Regions from separate parts of the Homo sapiens genome. Here region 2 is linked to region 1. A link is a loop called in an ENCODE intact Hi-C map of the cell type or tissue named here. Cell type or tissue: mesothelial cell of epicardium. All regions are shown on one strand.

Region 1 (4,000 bases):
ATGAATCTGGGTGCTCCTGTATTGGGTGCATATATATTTAGGAGAGTTCGCTCTTCTTGTTGTGTTGATCCCTTTACCATTATGTAATGGCCTTCTTTGTCTCTTTTGATCTTTGTTGGTTTAAAGTCTGTTTTATCAGAGACTAGGATTGCAACACTTGCTTTTTTTGCTTTCCATTTGCTTGGTAAATCTTCTTCCATCCCTTTATTTTGAGCCTATGTGTGTCTCTGCATGTGAGATGGGTCTCCTGAATACAGCATACTGATGGGTCTTGACTTTTGATCCAATTTGCCAGTCTGTGTCTTTTAATTGGGGCATTTAGCCAATTTACATTTAAGGTTAATATTGTTATGTGTGAATTTGATCCTGTAATTATGATGCCAGCTGGTTATTTTGCCCATTACTTGATGCGGTTTCTTAAGAGTGTCAATGGTCTTTACATTTTGGTTTGTTTTTGCAGTTGGCTGGTACCGGTTTTTCCTTTTCATATTTAGTGCTTCCTTCAGGAGCTCTTGTAAAGCAGGCCTGGTGGTGACAAAATCCCTCAGCATTTGCTTGACTGTAAATTTCTCCTTCACTTCTCCTTCACTTATAAAGCTTAGTTTGGCTGGATATGAAACTCTCAGTTGAAAATTCTTTTTTTAAGAAGGTTGAATATTGGCCCCTACTCTCTTCTGGCTTGTAGGGTTTCTGCAGAGAGATCCACTGTTAGTCTGTTGGGCTTCCCTTTGTGGGTAACCTGACCTTTCTCTCTGGCTGCCCTTAACATTTTTTCCTTCATTTCAACCTTGCTGAATCTGATGATGATGTGTCTTGGAGTTGCTCTTCTCAAGGAGTGTCTTAGTGGTGTTCTCTGTATTTCCTGAATTTGAATGTTGGCCTACCTTGCTGGGTTGGGGAAGTTCTCCTGGATAATATCCTGAAGTGTGTTTTCCAATTTGATTTCATTCTCCCTGTCACTTCCAGGTACACCAATCAAACGTAGGTTTGGTCTTTTCACATAGTCCCATATTTCTTGGACACTTTGTTCCTTCCGTTTCATTCTTTTTTCTCTAATCTTGTCTTTACGCTTTATTTCATTAAGTTGATCTTCAATCTCTGATATCCTTTCTTCTGATTTATCAATTCAGCTATTGATACTTGTGTATGCTTCACAAAGTTCTTGTGCTATGTTTTTCAGCTCCATCAGGTCATTTATGTTTTTCTCTAAACTGGTTATTCTAGTTAGCAATTCCTCTAACCTTTTATCAAAGTTCTTAGCTTCCTTGCATTGGATTAGAACATGCTCCTGTAACTCGGAGGAGTTTGTTATTACCCACTTTCTGAAGCCTACTTCTGTCAATTTATCAAACTCATTCTCCATCCAGTTTTTTTTCCCTTGCTGCCAAGGAGTTGTGATCCTTTGGAGGAGAGGAGGCATTCTGGTTTCTGAAATCTTCAGCCTTTTTTTGCCAGTTTTCCTCATCTTCATGGATTTATCTACCTTTGTTCTTTGCTGTTGGTGACCTTCAGTGAGTTTTTGCGTGGTCATCCTTTTTGTTGATGTTGGTGCTATTGCTTTCTGTTTGTTAGTTTTCTTTCTACCAGTCGGTCCCCTCTTCTGCAGGTCTGCTGGAGTTTGCTGGGGTCCATTCCAGACCCTGTTTGCGTGAGTATCACCAGTGGAGGCTGCAGAACAGCAAAGATTGCTGCTTTCTCCTTCCTCTGGAAGCCTCGTCCCAGAGGGGCACCAGCCATATGCCAGCTGGAGGTGTCCTGTTTGAGGTATCTGTCGACCCCTGCTGGGAGGTGTCTCCCTTTCAGGAGGCACAGGGTTCAGGGACCCACTGAGGAGGCAGTCTGTCCCTTAACAGAGCTTGAGTGCTATGCTGGGAGATCCACTGCTCTCTTTAGAGCCAGCAGGCAGGAATGTTTAAGTCTGCTGAAGCTGCACCCACAGCCGCCCCTTCCTCTAGGTGCTGTGTCCCAGGGAGATAGAGAGATGGGAGTTTTATCTATAAGCCCCTGTCTGGGGCTGCTGCCTTTCTTTCAGTAATGCCCTGCCCAGAGTGGAGGAATCTAGAGAGGCAGTCTGGCTACAGCAGCTCTACCAAGCTGCAGTCGGCTCTGCCCAGGTCGAACTTCCTGGCAGCTTTCTTTACACTGTGAAGGGAAAACTGCCTACTAAAGCCCCAGTAATGGTGGACGCCCCTCCCCCGACCAAACTCAAAAGTCCCAGGTCAACTTCAGACTGCTGTGCTGGCTGCAGTACTCTCATTCCAGTGGATTTTAGCTTGCTGGGCTCCAATGAGCAAGACCACTTGGCTCCCTGGCTTCAGCCCCCTTTCCAGGGGAGTGAACGGTTCTGTCTCGCTGGCATTCCAGGCGCCACAGGGGTATGGAAAATACTTCTGCAGCTAGCTCGGTGACTGCCCAAAAGCTGCCCAGTTTTGTGCTTGAAACCCAGGGCACTTGTGGGGTAGGCACCTGAGGGAACCTCCTGGTCTGTGGGTTGCAAAGACCATGAGAAAAGCATAGTATCTGGGCAGGAGTGCACCATTACTCAAGGCACAGACCCTCATGGCTTCCCTTGGTTAGGGGAGGGAGTTCCCTGACTCCTTGTGCTTCCTGGGTGAAGCAGTGCCCCACCCTGCTTTGGCTCATCCTTCATGGGCTACACCCACTGTCTAACCAGTCCCAGTGAGATGAACCAGGTACCTCAGTTGGAAATGCAGAGATCACCAGCCTTCTGCGTTGGCCTCTCTGGGAGCTGCAGACTGGAGCTGTTCCTATTCAGCCATCTTGCCCAGGAACAGAGCTTAGATTTTATGGCAAATGTTGATGAGTAAGAAAAAAAGTTATTACTTTCAATCGATTTACAGGTCCTGGCAATTGAAACATGAAAGTTGAGTGGATAGGAGCTTTAAAAAAAAAGCTTTGATTCAACCTAACCCATATGTTTTGTAGGCAAAACGAAGAGTGCAAAATTGGATAGGACATAATTTAAGGACATTATTGTCCAGGAAAGTTGATGAAAGAAGTATACAGAAAACTATAGTACAAAGAAAAATGTAAAAATTTTCACTAGGGAGGTATAAGCGAAGTGTTATAAGAGGTTAGAGAAGGAACGTAGGCTGTGGGGCTAGTCTGATGGCTCTCCATGATATCTATAATTGATGGCTCCCAAATGTTTACCTCCAGGTAAACATTATCTGGAGCTCAACTCATACATCCAGCTGCCAGCTAGGTATCTCCACTTAGATATCTAACGTAGCATGTCCAGAACTCAATTCCAGCCTTGCTCCTGAAAACCTTCTTTCCTACAACTTTCGCCATCTGGGTTGATGGCAACTTCATCTTTCCAGTTGCTTAGGCCACTTGACATCATTCTTGTCTCCTTTCTTTCTGTCTTATACTACATCTGATCTAAGAGGAAATTCTATTGACTCCACCACAGTATGGGTCTACAATCTAATGACTTCTCCACTACCATCATCCTGGTCCAAGCCACCATTGCTTCTCAACTAGATTATTGAAGTAGCCTACTAGACCGTTTCCTTGCCTCCACCCTTTCCATGCCTTATAACTTTTTCACAGCACAACACAGATCAGTTGACATCACTTGTATTTCCCAGTCTCCCTGTGGCCCCTCATTCCTCTCAAAGTCCTACATGATCTGTGGCACCCCTCAGCTTCATCCCTACTAACATCTCTTTCTCTGACTTGGCTCCAGCCACATTGGCCGCCTTTGCTGTTCCTCTTACATGACAGTAGACTCCCATCTCGGGTCCCTGGCACTGGCTCAAATGTTCTCTCAGATATCCATATAGATCTTTCCTTAACTTCCTTCCACTCATTGCTCAAACATCTTCTTAGTAGGTTCTATCCTGACCATTCTCTTTCAAATTTCAATGCCCTCTCCTAGCATTTCTGATTCTCCTTACAGTTTCTTTTTTCTTATATAGCACTTCTTATCTTTTAGCATACTATATAATTTATCTATTCTTTTTTTGTTTTATTT
Region 2 (4,000 bases), 420 kb before region 1:
TGCAGTCTTCTGTGCATTTGAAAACTTAGCATTCAGTGAGGTCAATTGTCATGGTCATTATGTCATGGAGGCTGAAGACTTCTAGAAGGATATTTCAATATCAAACATTCTTGCATTTTAATTTTCAAAGTGAAAGTGAGGAGGGGAAAAAGAAAAATGGTTCCGATTCAGAGCAAGAGTGAATAATAATATTGTGAATAACACTGTCTCTGTATATAGTCATTCAGGAAAATATTGCCTTGTAATATATTAATGAAGTGACCAAGGGGGGTTTGGGACCCTGAATCCTGTCATGATTGAAGTCTGACTCATCCTCTTTACTGGATATTATGAAGCCCTAGACAGGACAATGATTGCCTGTTTCAAAGCCCATGGCAGACCTCACTTACATTCTTGTTTCTCTCACTCACGGGCTTCTTGAGGTTTATCTGTCTGGCCTTCTCATTTGTTCTCCATAGACATTGATCCCCTTGGGGATGTAAATTCTGCCTTTTCTTTCTGGGTCTCAAGCACAGAGTCCAGTGCTTGACACATAATAAACATTTGCCGTATGATTGTTGTTGAAAGCCTGGAAATAGCTAACATTGATAGAGGATTCAACTATGTATTCAATATTTGATTTGCATTATCTCATTTAATCCATACTGGCGTGTTCTTAGGCATTGCCTTTGTTGCTTTGCAGATGTGGAAACTAAGTCTAAGGGAGATTAACTAAATAATTTGTCTAAAATTACACAAGTAGAAGTAATAGAGCTAGAATTTAAACCTACAAATGCCTGACCCTGTGCCTGTCATTCAGTCATATAGAGTGTGGATTCTGTCCTTTAGACACTTAGGTGCCAAGTTGATTATCCTCAAATTTGGGTCTCTATATATTCTTGAGGACTGGTGAGTTTCCTCGGGTGACTTGCTTTGCATTTGTTTTTATTGAAATGGTATTCTAAGTAGAACAGGTACAAGCATATTCTTAACCATCTGGATGACCATATTGTGATGGTGTTTACTATGATGTTAGTGCCAACCAGTGTTACTTCAATGATAGAACATTATTCAGGGAGGAAGAGAGGCAAAGTAGATATGAAGATAATAGTTTTATGCCATTGAAGGTTCAGTAACATTAAGGGTTTGGAGGAGCTTAAACAGAGAAATTGGGAAAAAGTGCCCACAAAGCACAAAGCAATGATGAAGTGAAAATACACGTGTGTGAACATGTGCGCCCTTCCAGTTGGGAACATTCACATGGGGAACAGTGACCTAGTTTTTGGGAAACAGTGATATAGTTTTAATAAAACTAACATTATCTATTATGTTGAAGTTATGTGGTAAATTTAGTTTTTTATAGTCTTATGGGTTTGCTTTTCTTTGTAAACTTCTTTTGGTTTTATGGCCATAGTGCGCTTTAGACATAAAGAGTTTGCAATTTCATATTTGTGTATATTTATGTAAGAATAAGTCTGTCAAGATTTGGGAGAGAGCCATAATCTTTTTTTCTCTCCCTTTTAAAAGGATCTGTACACCCTTTGCCTACATCTGTCTTTGGCCATCACATGATCCTCAGGGACTGAAATGAAGCTAAGTCAGGATAACAGCAGTGTGTGAGAAGGCACACATGCACCTGCAAATGCCTGTGAGACATAAGTGATAGCAGTGGGAGTTTGAGGGGATGGTTGACTAGCATATCTTGGGGCCCACCTATTTAGCTCTTGATTCAAACAAGAATTCATGAAGCAGCTTGCCTCTCTCCTGTGATTCTTTCTCTGGGTGTCTTGTTTATCCAGTCCCTGTAGTACTGAAGAAAGATGACTTCTTTGAATGAACGTATTTCCAGAATCTTATCCTTGGCGATCCTCTTTGGCAAGAATTAAAAGGGAATTCCCTTGGCACATTTGATTGCTGAAGCATCTTTATATGCTGGCCTCCAGCCAACAGAGAGCAAACCTGAAATAGATGTATTTCTTGTTCTCCTTGACACCTTATGCAACTCCCTGAGGCATTACTTCTCTCTAAAGTCAGTGAGGCATCCACAGGGCTTAAGGATGGTGAACAACAAGGCCAATGCATCATAGTTAATATTTTGCTTTCAAACTGGTAAGTCTCCTCCAAAGTTTATCTACCACATGTTCTCTTTGGAATTCACTGACTCTAATGTCTCAAACTATCTTATAGTGTATTACTTAAGAATCGCTGGCCAGGCGCGGTGGCTCACGCCTGTAATCGCAGCACTTTGGGAGGCCGAGGCAGGCAGATCACGAGGTCAGGAGATCGAGATCATCCTGGCTAACACGGTGAAACCCTGTCTCTACTAAAAATACAGAAAATCAGCCAGGTGTGGTGGCAGCTGCCTGTAGTCCCAGCTACTCGGGAGACTGAGGAAGGAGAATGGCGTGAACCTGGAGGCAGAGCTTGCAGTGAGCCGAGGTCACACCACTGCACTCCAGCCTGGGGGACAAAATGAGACTCCATCTCAAAAAAAAAAAAAAAAAGAAATCACTGAAATTCAAGTATAGTTGATGGACAAATACAGTATTTTTCCAGAGTTGAGTTAATTTTTTTGAAACCCGAGCCAGTTCAGAGTGATAATTTTTTAACTAAATTCATTGCCTTTAGAAATTAGAAGGTGGTGGGAAGTTGGAGACAGCATTTAATGAAGAGTGCTGTTCTTTCTTTGCAAAATGTCTTGCAAATATGGTTGCCAAGTTATTTCTAATGCAGATGTTTCTACTATAACATAATGTGTGCTTAAAAAACCTAGAGTTCTAAAAAATGATACATTAATATTAGCAAGGCTTGGTCGGGTGTGGTGGCTCACATAGGTAATCCTGGCACTTTGGGAGGCTGAGGCAGGAGGATTACTTGAGCCCAGGAATTAGAGACCAGCTTAGGCAACATAGTGAGATCCTGTCTTTACAAAAAATAGATAAAACTTAGCCAGATGTGGTACACCTGTAGTCCCAGCTCCCAAGAAACTGAGGTGGGAAGATCATTTGAACCGGGAGGGTCAAGGCTGCAGTGAGCAATGACATTGCTCCTGCATTCCAGCCTGGGTGACAGGGTGAGACACTGTCAATCATAATAGTAATAATAGCAAGGCTCATGGAAAAAACAGAACAGACCACTCAAAAGATAGGCATGAATCTCAGCATGCATAAACCTAATTAAAAATTAGTGCCATTGAAAAGACATGCTGAATTTCTCATAAAAGTGCATTATATATAGGAAACGTGACCTTTGATAAAACTGAAGGTAATTTGATGGAAGGATTGAGGCTGCTGAGTTAGAGATAAGACTAAATGGGGAGAAGCATATGATGAGCTTTTCCAAGACAAGACATATGTCTACACTGAGCCAAGAGGAGAAACATGGGCAAATTATATAGAGTACATTCTCCCACAGCTTTCTGTACTAGAATATCTTGTGTTTATCTTCTATGTCTTACTGAAAAATATGAATGTACTGGGAAAAGTCATACGTGAACCTATATAATATCTTCCTTTACGATGACATCATTTCTCTGTTTACCAATCCTATCGTGTTAATTTGTGTTACAGATGCACATTTTATAGCAAAATAGGCTGAGTTTATCAGGACATTGGAAAAGGTAATTCACAAGATTAAATTTTGGATATTATGTGTGTTCAGAGGAGTGTTGTTTCATTTTGAGAAGTAGAACGTGTGTAAATCATGAAGTTGGGCTAAAGAAGGCTCAGGCTGTGAGCCAACGTCTCTTCCACTTCGTGGAAGCATGGACATCTTTTTTTATGGAGTTCCACGGGGATACATTTTTGCAGCTGCAAGGAAGGCTCGCAAGTACAGATGACCTTCAGTGACAGTGGTATGTGTCAAAGATTCTCCATCCACTCTGGTATGGTAAGAGTAGCATGATTGGTTTCCTTACCCTGGTAAAGCATGGTCTTTAGCCATAGTGTGCGAAGAAGGGAGGAACTCAGGTAAGGATACCGAGAAGACCAGATTCTCCAGTCAAATAGAGCTGCAATCAGGT

The links. Peaks named below come from ENCODE experiments on the same cell type or tissue, not always from the same donor. Only the 100,000 strongest peaks of a DNase experiment are listed, where the experiment ranks them.
Region 2: a loop joins it to region 1, with 8 times the contacts of the local background. A loop is called at or near these places in 1 of 110 quality-filtered maps.

The regions. Positions count from the first base shown.
Region 1 is chr3:25,360,143-25,364,142 of GRCh38, forward strand. It overlaps a transcript of RARB not described here. Among named protein-coding and RNA genes, the nearest start is that of RARB-AS1, 23 kb to the right of the region's middle. In mesothelial cell of epicardium, no CTCF peak of the experiment used is centred here; a DNase peak (open chromatin) is centred at 1,748.
Region 2 is chr3:24,943,798-24,947,797 of GRCh38, forward strand. It overlaps a transcript of RARB not described here. Among named protein-coding and RNA genes, the nearest start is that of RARB-AS1, 440 kb to the right of the region's middle. In mesothelial cell of epicardium, no CTCF peak of the experiment used is centred here; a DNase peak (open chromatin) is centred at 1,934.